2 separate regions of the Homo sapiens genome follow, and region 1 is linked to region 2. Evidence: read pairs that join two places in POLR2A ChIA-PET (ENCODE). Cell type or tissue: HepG2. All regions are shown on one strand. Links, peaks and the distances in the headings refer to the core of each region. The heading gives the core; the rest is flanking DNA.

Evidence for each region. Peaks named below come from ENCODE experiments on the same cell type or tissue, not always from the same donor. Only the 100,000 strongest peaks of a DNase experiment are listed, where the experiment ranks them.
Region 1: POLR2A ChIA-PET joins it to region 2 with 9 read pairs; 3 of 35 experiments call an interaction of 5 or more read pairs at or near these places.

What each region holds. Positions count from the first base shown.
Region 1 is chr13:113,220,046-113,225,811 of GRCh38, reverse strand. All of the region lies in intron 3 of CUL4A (cullin 4A), which reads right to left. Among named protein-coding and RNA genes, the nearest start is that of CUL4A, 13 kb to the right of the region's middle. RefSeq lists enhancers at 2,570-3,419, 4,840-5,403. In HepG2, for the core only: a CTCF peak has its summit at 4,715 (motif pointing right); no DNase peak of the experiment used is centred there.
Region 2 is chr13:113,378,486-113,384,251 of GRCh38, reverse strand. It overlaps LOC124903218 (a long non-coding RNA gene), which reads left to right and starts at 4,791. Exons shown (of 2, transcript XR_007063881.1): 1 at 4,791-5,353. RefSeq lists an enhancer at 4,614-5,598. In HepG2, for the core only: a CTCF peak has its summit at 4,044; DNase peaks (open chromatin) are centred at 3,001 and 4,061; H3K27me3 peaks cover 1,081 bases.

The DNA.
Region 1 (5,766 bases), core at 1,216-5,215, 160 kb after region 2:
ACAGTCTGGACAAAACAAAAAAACCCATCCCAAGTGCATCTGGACAGGCTTCAAGGACCCCCAACAGCCATCCTGCAGCTCTGACTCCAGGAGCTGGACGGGAACTGCGGCCTGGACCTCCCAGCAAGCCTCTCTGCGGGCAGGCGGGCCACAGCAGCCGAAGGCGGAGCTTTGCTTCCAGATGAGGGTGCACAGATCCTTTAAACTTAACGGGGTTAAACTGACACCAGTCAATCTGACACCACTGGGCAGCTCAGGTGTTGTGAAGACAGAGTTCCACCTGGGGCAGTGTCTTGTTAAGATGGAAAGTCCAATGTAAAGTGTTCATTAAATGAGAAATACTTCCTCTAAAATAGCTCTGTAAAATCAATATAGATCCTCAATCAATAATTTTTTTGTTATTTCCCACAGAAAAAAACTACAAAATGGTAAGCTAAAATCAGTGTGGCATTTACTAAGTAAGCTTTGGCCTTCTAAACATCAAAATCAATTCCATATTCTGGGATATAACACATAGCCACAATGGTGTGCAAGTAATTCCAGGATGTGAGACACACAGACACCGTGAGTCTGTCAATAGTGTATTCTCGAGATAGGTTCTTCAGCAACCATCCTTTTTCTCACTTCAGAAAAGGGCCAATCTTCATTAAACGATTTATACAGCCTACTGAGACGAGTTAGGCAGGTCTTCAAACAGCAAACAAAATCCAACAGCAGAAATGCTTACACCATAGAAAAAAACCTACCTATCATATCTGTAACTAAAAAAAAAAAGAAAAAGCAAAAAGACGGTGCTTCTGTTGGGGTAGAAGAGGGATACATACATTTTCTACACTTGGTTATCTGCTTCTGCAATTCCAGGAACAAGTGGCCCATCTGCTGCCTGTACCGACAGACCGGACAGACCGCGAGGGGACAGCCCTAGGCCGACCCTCATTCATCCACACAACCCATGAAGGCAGGGGTGCTTGTTTTGTCTCCTCTGATCTGGCCGAGCATTAACAGGGTTCTCTTGGGCTTTCGTCTCTTCATCTGGAAAATATGGTCAATAAAGATACCTACGGCTCAGGGTGTTGTGAGACAAAGCAATTCATGAATGTGCAGAGCTTGGCCTACTGCCAGCAAGTGCTCCGTACACGATATCTGGTCAAGTGAGAACAGGCACAAAGTCTTTCTAAGGAAAGACAAAGCCTGCTGTCGCCAGTGCGGATCATAAAGGCACACTTAGAGGAAACTGGAGCTTTGCAACTTCCCCAACAGCCAAGGTTCCCAGCTCACTCCCGTGCCCTTCCCTTCTGACCACACGGCTATCATGGTGTCCACCACTGCCTGGCATTCTGTGGCTGACCAGAGCTGCAATGCTGTCAAGGTGAACCAGGGGAAGGAAAATGTGAGTTTCATCTATAGTTATCTACAGGTTAGATTCTGAGGACAGTTGGCTTGACATTTTTTTTTTTTTGAGATGGAGTCTCGCTCTGTCACCCAGGCTGGAGTGCAGTGGTGCGATCTCGGCTCACTGCAAGATCTGCCTCCCGGGTTCATGCCATTCTCCTGCCTCAGCCTCCCGAGTAGCTGGGACTACAGGTGCCCGCCACCACGCCCGGCTAATTTTTTTGTATTTTCAGTAGAGACGGGGTTTCACCGTGTTAGCCAGGATGGTCTCGATCTCCTGACCTCATGATCCGCCCACCTTGGCCTCCCAAAGTACTGGGATTACAGGCGTGAGCCACCGCACTCTGCGGGCTTGACATTTTTGAAGAGCTCCTGTTGCCCACGTAGCTTGGCTGGGTGGCACGTGGTCCTGCAGCATGTGGTGTGGGTTCTGCAGCAGCTGCCTGTGGCTGAGCATGTGTATGAGTGCAAGGGTACAAATGGCCTTTATTTTGAGGAAGGGACGTCACCAAGAGCAGCTATCTATTTTGAAACGGACAGCTAAGTGCAGAATTTATCAAACATGTGAGACAAGAAAACGGATGTGGTAAACGAAGAAGATGGTAGTGAATGACTCAATTCCACAAAAGCCCTTTTTCTACCTGCACATCTGATGGGTTTCATCTATAATCTAATATCAGCATACAATCAAAATATAATCGGTACATAACATTACTTAAATCTGGCCGGGCATGGTGGCTCACGCCTGTAATCCCAACACTTTGGGAGGTCGAAGCAGGCAGATAATCCAAGATCGCAAATTCGAGACCAGCCTGACCAATGTGGAGAAACCCCGTTTCTACTAAAAATACAAAATTAGCCAGGCGTGGTGGCGCATTCCTGTAATCCCAGCTACTCGGGAGGCTGAGACAAGAGAATCGCTTGAACCCAGGAGTGGAGGTTGTTGCGGTGAGCCAAGATTGCGCCATTGCACACTAGCCTGGGCAATTAAGAGCGAAACTCCGTCTCAAAACAACAACAACAACAACAAATTACTTAAATCTTAGAAAGTAGAGTTACTTGAAGTACTGGAATATCCCAGAGGCAAAAGAAATCTGAATATGCAGACCTTGGAATACTCCCTGCCACACAGTATCTCAGCATCTGCCATCACATTAACATTTCCCCAGGTGAGACTGGGCTGGGTCAGAACTCTCTTCCAGCAAAAACAAGCTTTTTGAGAGCAGGACCCGTGCCATTCATGCCTGTCCCTGGTCCCCAACGCACAGTGCTGAGTTGGACAGAAACACCCCATGTTTACTAGGTTAACGTACGAATGTAGCCTAAAAGCCTTCATCACAGTAACCAGCCACTTCCTGGTCTCATCATCCCCTCAGACTCTACTTACTGGTCACTAAGCCGCCTGCCATATTAAACTCGCCCCTCGATTCCCACAAGATGACTCTCCAGGTTCTCCTCTCATCTTCCTGACAGCAGCCCTCATCCACCTCCTCTCATGGCTCTGCTCATTTTCTTTTTAGAGATGGGGGTCTTGCTCTGCTGCTCAGGCTGGAGTGCAGTGGCGCAATCTCAGCTCACTGCAGCCTCGGCCTCCTGGGCTCGTGCAATCCTCCCACCTCAGCCTCCAGAGTAGCTGGGACCACAGGTGTGAACCACACACCCGGCTAATTGTCGTCTAGGCTGCTCTTGAACTCTTGGGCTCAACTGGCCCTCCCAACTTGGCCTCCCAAAATGCAGTGCTAAGGTTAGAGGCGTGAGCCACTGTGTCTGGCCACTCTGCTCATTTTTCCTGGGCATCTCATCCATGTCTGGAGCCACTGGATCTGTGTCTCCAGCCCCAAATGCACAACAGGCATCTCTACCTGAGTGCCTCCTCACCTCCTTCCAAATCAACATGACCACGACAGACCCTCCCCGCCTCAATCCGTGTCTCCTCCTTCCAAATCAACGTGACCACGACAGACCCTCCCCGCCTCAATCCGTGTCTGGTTCATCCTTCCACAGCAGTCAGATCCTTTCCCTCTAACCATAAGAGGTTTGCTGGCAGGATGCTGCCATTCCACCCTGTGGTTTTGCTGCCCAGTCAAACCATTGTGGTGTGACCCCTCACACCACAGTGCACACACACAGGCACACTAACTTCTTACCAACATAACCCAGCCATGCTGTGCCTGAACACCTTGGCTCAATCTCCACCTTCAGATAAACCTCAACCTCTTGGTTCAACAAAGGCTCCTCCACAATTCAGCATCCACCTTCCTCTCATTTTCCCCTTTAGGGATCCTGTCAGTGGTCAACTCTCCCACACCCAGCAGCATACCTGGCTCTTCTGCCCAGTAAGCTTCCTCAGCGCCAGGGCTGCCCACGCTGCTCCCTGGCCTGTGCCACCTTGGCATCCCACAGCGCCTGCCACTTCCTCATCCATCCTTTAGGACATGGCCCAGACATCGCTTCGCCCCTGCAATGCTCCCCTACACAGGTGGGCTAGCTGCTCTTTCTTTAGGTCCCAGGAGCTTATCTGAACCTTTGAAAACCCTTATCACAGGCCAGACGCGGTGGCTCACGCCTGTAATCCCAGCACTTTGGGAGGCTGAGGCAGGTGGATCACGAGGTCAGGAGTTCGAGACCAGCCTGGCCAATGTGGTGAAACCCCGTCTCTACTAAAAATACAAAAATTAGCCGAGCATGGTGGTGGGCGCCTGTAATCCCAGCTACTGGAAAGGCCGAGGCAGGAGAATGGCTTGAACCCAGGAGGGAGAGGTGCAGTGAGCCGAGATCGTGCCACTGCACTCTAGCCTGGGTGACAGAGCAAGACTCCATCTCACAAAAATAAATAAATAAATAACACAAAAAAACAAAACAAAAAAAACCCTTATCACAGCACTGCATAAATGCTTATCCTGATGCTTTTGCCACCGCCATTCGGGTTTAAGCTCCAAAGGGACAGAATCCCATTCTGCTCAGATTTATTTTCCCAGGGCCTGGCATCATACCTAGCACATGACAGATACTTAAAAACATGTGCCGACCCAATGGAAGGCTGTGGTGTGCTGGTCTATATGTAAACTTATCCCATCATTCTGCCAGAGTGACCTCCATGAACAATCTAATTCTGGTTTCTTGCTTAAAAAACCTGTGAGGACTCTGGGATACTCACAGACTGAAGTCTGACTCCTTGGTAGTATCCACAAAGATTCAAATTCAGTCTGCAACTTAGCATCACAGCCTAAGGGCCACCAGGTCTCTGGAGTTCTAGTTGTGCCCGCTGCTCGGGGTTTCCAGAGCACCCTCCACGCTCTGCTTCTGGTGCCACAGCCACAGGAGGGCGCATCCTCCCCATCCCTTCAGGAGGGTCTCCTCTGGGAGGCTCTGCCCCAGATGCTTCACATGCCACCATTCCTGGCCTGACGCGCAGTTCTCAACTCAAGATCTTGTCTCATGACTAATAAGGGCATTTAATACGGTAGTGTTTTTTTCTTTTGCCTTTAATGAACCAAATGATAATTTTTGTAATCACAGTTTTGCCACTGCACCAGGGAAATACAGTAATTCCCCTGCCTCTCCCATAAGCCTGCGACTTCTTGGAGGGTAGAAATCAGGCATGGGGGTCACTTTCCATTTTGCGGTGCCAGTGCAGTAGGTAGAAAGCAAGTGCTTGTGCAGTGAGTGAACTGATGGCACATTAGTCAACCCACAGAGTAGGAGTAACTGGCAAAAGATTCATTTGATCAGGTAATCAGATAGTCGTTTTCAAGTAAATTGGGACAGCAACTAGAGTAGGAACAATCACCGCCTACTGACTCTCATAAACGCCTAAGTCTTTGGGAGAAGGCTTGGGCATCTGCTAAAGACTTCCCCCAAGCCTAGGAGTCAGGCCGCTTTTTGGATGGAAACATCTGGAACGTAGGTTCCTGGAAGCGCATTGCTGAGCCGTGGCACTGGGGCGGGGCCTGCTTCTGTGCGCCCTCACAGGCGCCTCCTGAGATAAGGTGCACTTTGGCCAGGTTCCAAAAGGTGGTGTGCGGTCACTGATCTCTTGAACGACCTCATGATCTTTAGGAAAGGGCTTTGCTGGAAAACACTGCAGAGGCGTATTTACAGAAGCCAGCACAACAGAGCTGGAACCGACTTCACTCACATCTGTGCGGGGTGCTGTGGAGATTGTCTAAACAGAGACCTCTCACCCTGCATTTCAGCTTCCCTGTCACGTGCTTCAACTTCAGCAGCACCAACTGCTGCAGATTCCCTGAGGACCCTTCCAATGAACTCAGAATGGTTTAGTTTCCCAAGATCAGGGAGATGGGGGAGCAGAAGTTTCCTTGAACTAGAAGAACACTTAGAAATAAGCAAACACAAACCACCTAATTTTACACA
Region 2 (5,766 bases), core at 1,087-5,086:
CAACATAGTACTGGAAGTCCTAGCCAGAGCAATCAGATAAGAGAAAGAAAGAAAGGGCATCCAAATCAGTAAAGACGAAGTCAAACTGTCACTGTTTGCTGATGATATGATTGTTACCTAGAAAACCCTAAAGACTCCTCTAGAGAGCTCCTAGAACTGATAAAAGAATTCAGCAAAGTTTCCAGATACAAAATTAATGTACACAAATCAGTAGCTCTTCTATACACCAACAGTGACCAAGCAGAGAATCAAATCAAGAACTCAACCTCTTTTACAATAGCTGCAAAAAAAAACAAAAAAAAACAACTTAGGAATATACCTAACCAAGAAGGTGAAAGACCTCTACATGGAAAACTACAAAACACTACTGAAACAAATCATAGATAACACAAACAAATGGAAACACATCCCATGCTCATCGTTGGGTAGAATCAATATTGTTAAAATGACCATAGTGCCAAAAGCAGTCTACAAATTCAACGCAATTCCCATCAAAATAGCACCATCATTCTTCAAAGAATTAGAAAAACAATCCTAAAATTCATGTGGAACCAAAAAAGGGCCCTCATAGCCAAAGCAAGACTAAGCAAAAAGAACAAATCTGGAGGTATCACATTACCTGATTTCAAACTATAATGTGAGGCCGTAGTCACCAAAACAACACGGTACTGGTACAAAAGTAGGCACATAGACCAATGGAACGCAATAGAGAACCCAGAAATAAACCCGAATACTTACAGCCAACTGATCTTCAACAAAGCAAACAAAAACATACAGTGAGGAAAGGACACCCTATTCAACAAACGGTGCTGGGATAATTGGCAAGCCACAAGGAGGAGAATGAAACTGGATCCTTATCTCTCATTTTATACACAAATCAACTCCAGATGGATCAAGGACTTAAATCTAAGACCCGAAACTATAAAAAGTGAGAAAGATAACATTGGAAAACCCCTTCTAAACATTGGCTTGGGCAAGGATTTCATGACCAAGAACCTAAAAGCAAATGCAATAAAAACAACCATGAATAGCTGGGAGTTAATTAAAGAGCTTTTGCACAGCAAAAGGAACAATCAGAGGGCCGGGCGCAGTGGCTCACGCCTGTAATCGCAGCACTTTGGGAGGCCGAGGCGGGCAGATCACCTGAGGTCGGGAGTTTGAGACCAGCCTGACCAACATGGAGAAACCCCATCTCTCATTAAAAGAAAATACAAAATGAGCTGGATGTGGTGGTGCATGCCTGTAATCCCAGCTACTTGGAAGGCTGAGGCAGGAGAATTGCTTGAACCTAGGAGGTGGAGGTTGCGGTGAGCTGAGATTGTGCCATTGCACTCCAGCCTGGGCAACAAGAACGAAACTCCGTCTCAAAAAAAAAAAAAAAAAGGAACAGTCAGCAGAGTAAACAAACAACTGACAGAGTAGGAGAAAATCTTCACAATCTATACATCTGACTAACATCCAGAATCTACAACAAACTCAAACAAATTAGCAAGAAAAAAAAAAAACAATTCCATCAAAAAGTGGGCTAAGGACATGAATAGACAAGTCTCAAAAGAAGATATACAAATGGCCAACAAATATATGGAAAAATGCTCAACATCACTAATGATCAGGGGAATGCAAATCAAAACCACAATGCAATACCACCTTACTCCTGCAAGAATGGCCATAATCAAAACATCAAAAAGTGATAGAAGTTGGTATGGATGCGGTGAACAGGGAACACTTCTATACTGCTGGTGGGAATCTAAACTAGCACAACCATTATGGAAAACAGTGTGGAGATGCCTTAAAGAACTAAAAGTAGAACAACTGTTTGGTCCAGCAATCCGACTACTGGGTATCTACCCAGAGGAAAAGAAGTCATTATACAAAAAAGATACTTGCACATGCCTGTTTAGAGCAGCACAATTTGCAATTGCAAAATGTGGAACCAGCCCAAATGTGCCCATCAACTAACGAGTGGATAAAGAAACTGTGATATATATATATATGATGGAATACTACTCAGCTATAAAAAGAAATGAATTGGCCGGGCACGGTGGCTCAAGCCTGTAATCCCAGCACTTTGGGAGGCCAAGGCGGGCAGATCACGAGGTCAGGAGATCCAGACCATCCCGGCCAACATGGGAAAACCCCGTCACTACTAAACATACAAAAATTAGCTGGGAGTGGTGGTGCGTGCCCGTAATCCCAGCTACTTGGGAGGCTGAGGCAGGAGAATCGCTTGAACCCGGGAGGCAGAGGTTGCAGCAAGCCAAGATTGAGCCATTGCACTCCAGCCTGGTGACAGAGCGAGACTCCATCTCAAAAAAAGAAAGAAAGAAAGAAAGAAATGAATTAATGGCATTCACAGCAACCTGGATGAGATTGGAGACTCTTATTCTAAGTGAAGTAACTCAGGAATGGAAAACCAAACATGATACGTTCTCACTCATAAGTGGGAGCTAAAACATGAGGATGCAGAGGCATAAATAAGAATGACACGAAGGGGAGGGCGCGGTGGCTCACGCCTGCAATCCCAGCACTTTGGGAGGCTGAAGTGGGCGGATCACAAGGTCAGGAGTTTAAGACCAGCCTGGCCAATATGGTGAAACCCCATCTGTACTAAAAATACAAAAATTAGCCGGGCATGGTCGTGGGTGCTTGTAGTCCCAGCTACTTGGGAAGCTGAGGCAGGAGAATCGCTTCAACCTGGGAGGTGGAGGTTGCAGTGAGCTGAGATTGAGCCACTGCACTCTTGTCTGGGTGACAGAGTGAGACTCTGTCTCAAAAAAAAAAAAAGAAAGTAAAGAAATAAAGAATGGCTGCTCCATAGGCAGAGCAGCTGAGGGCTGCTGGTTGGTTGCCCATTTTTATGGTGATGTCTTGATGATATGCTAAACAAGGGGTGGATTATTCATGCTCCCTTTTTAGACCATATAGGGCAACTTCCTGACGTTGCCATGGCATCTGTAAACTGTCACGGAGCTGGTGGGAGTGTAGCAGTGCCGACCATCAGAGGTCAGGTTTGTGGTCACCAGAGGTCAGGTTTGTGGTCACCAGAGGTCACTCTTGTCGCCAGTTTGGTTTTGGTGGGTTTGGCCAGCTTCTTTTTTTTTTTTTTTTTTTTTTTTTCTGAGACAGAGTTTCGCTCTGTCACCCAGGCTGGAGTGCAGTGGCACAGTGGCGCGATCTCGGCTCACTGCAAGCTCCGCCTCCCGGGTTCAAGCAATTCTCCTGCGTCTGCCTCCCGAGTAGCTGGGACTACAGGCGCCCGCCACCACGCCTGGCTAATTTTTTTGTATTTTTAGTAGAGACAGGGTTTCACTGTGTTAGCCAGGATGGTCTCGATCTCCTGACCTCGTGATCCGCCCGCCTCAGCCTCCCAAAGTGCTGGGATTACAGGTGTGAGCCACCACGCCCGGCCAGGGTTTAGCCGGCTTCTTTACTGCAACCTGTCTTTATGACCTGTATCTTGTGCTGACCTCCTATGTCATCCTGTGACTTGGAATGTCTAACCTCCTGGGAATGCAGTCCAGAAGGTCTCAGCCTTTTACCCAACTCCCATTCAGGATGGTGTTGCTCTGGTTCAAACGCCTCTAACCCAGTCCTATTTTAATGTTTCTCTGGGCCTGATCATTGGAAAGGATTTGCCTTCCTCAGATGCAAGTTCTTTTCTTTCCTTAGCACGGTCCTCAGAGGAGTGAAATCCACTGAGACATAAATGAGAAGGTGGGTGCTAGGTGCTGGGGAAGGGAGTGGGGAGTGTGTGATCAGTGGGTCCAGAGTTCACTTCGGGAGGATGGAAAGTTCTGGAGAGGACAGTGGTGTTGGCTGCACTTCATGCCGCTGAACTGCAAGCTTCAAATGGTTAAGATGGTCAATTTTATGTTATATAGATATTGCCAAACGTTAAAAAGGGGAAGGGGACAGCATGCGGGCCTATCTCTGACGGACAGGGAGGAGACGCCTGCTGAGTGAAGGGGAACCACCGCAGGAGGCAGGGAGGGGTCAGCCAGCATCCACTCCCTCCACAGCTGAAGGCTGCAGCTCCAGGCGGTGAGGGGCGGCTCCTACCTGCCGGGAGCTGGTTGTTGATAAATGTCAACGGCCTCTAAAAATAAACACCCTCCTCCTGGACTTACGCCTCTCTGGGCCGCTTGTTTAATTATTCTTTCCTAAGTGGCTCCCGCAAACAAATCTGTGGCTATGAGCATAGTTTTTCATACTTATATTATTTTATTAAATTTTATTTTTAATGTACAAATAATAATTGCATATTTTTAATTGATTTGGCTCCTTGGGGTCATTTTGAACAATTTGCTTTGGCCCTACCTGAAGGACCTGGGAATGTGCGTGTAACTAGCTTTACACACTTTTGCACCACAAACTTCAGTTTTTGCTGATCCCCTGCCACCGAGGGATTGGAGAAAATCTCAGGATGCTTGTAGATTATTCCAAAACAAACAATCAAGCTTCTCACCTTGTTTGGTGGAACTTTTTTTTGACATATTTGTCCCAGAGATTGTACAGAAGAAGCTATTTTGCGTCCCTTTTTTTTTTTTTTTTTTTTTTGAGACGGAGTTCCGCTCTTGTCTCCCAGGCTGGAGTGCAGTGGCACGATCTCGGCTCACTGCAACCTCTGCCTCCCAGGTTCAAGTGATTCTCTGGCCTCAGCCTCCCGAGTAGCTGGAATTATAGGCACCCACCACCACGCCTGGCTAATGTTTGTATTTTTAGTAGAGATGGGGTTTCACCATGTTGGCCAGGCTGGTCTTTAACTCCTGACCTCAGGTGATCCGCCCGCCTCTGCCTCCCAAAGTGCTGGGATTACAGGCGTGAGCCACCGTACCTGGCCTAAAACTGTTTTGCCTCCTAAGAAAAAGCCAAATGGAAGAGAAAGAAAATGCCCCCGACAGCCAAAGAAGCTGAAATTCTCAGAAGCCTAGAGTCGGCTGCTGGAGGATAGAGCCAAAACTGCTCCAACTTCTTCCTGGAAGCGCACGTGGGGTCCCCTGAGACGTCCACTGGCCTGCACGTCACCATGGAATTGCAGGGTTGGGACATTTTCATAGTGAGAAACGCTGAGGAACTCTTGACATGAAAACTCCAGTGGAAGATGGAAACTGTGATGACAGAAATGGCACTGACCAGCCAGGCCCTGCCTGTGCCCTGCTTGGAACATTGATTGACAGAAATGGCGCTGACCAGCCAGGCCCTGCCCGTGCCCTGCTTGGAACATTGATTGACAGAAATGGCGCTGACCAGCCAGGCCCTGCCTGTGCCCTGCTTGGAACATTGATCATGTGTTTGACCTTGACATCAGCTTTCCGACACAAACACAGACTTGGGCACACACAAACACGCCCAGGTAGGAGCAAAACGCCATCATTCTGTTTGGGGTGGTCCCTGATGAATCAGCACAAGTTTGCCGGACGCGGTGGCTCTCATGCCTGTAATCCCAGCACTTTGGGAGGCCGAGGTGGGCAGATCACAAGGTCAGGAGATCGAGACCATCCTGGCTAACACAGCAAAACCCCGTCTCTATTAAAAATACAAAAAATTAGCCAGGCGTGGTGGTGGGCACCTGTAGTCCCAGCTACTCGGGAGGCTGAGGCAGTAGAATGGCGTGAACCTGGGAGGCAGAGCTTGCAGTGAGCAGAGATCGTGCCACTGCTGTCCAGCCTACGTGACAGAGCGGGACTGTCTCAAAAAAAAAAAAGAAGAGGGTAGGGGAAAAGAGTCATTCATGCCTCTGTCTGCCTCAGTGAATCTGTATTTTTA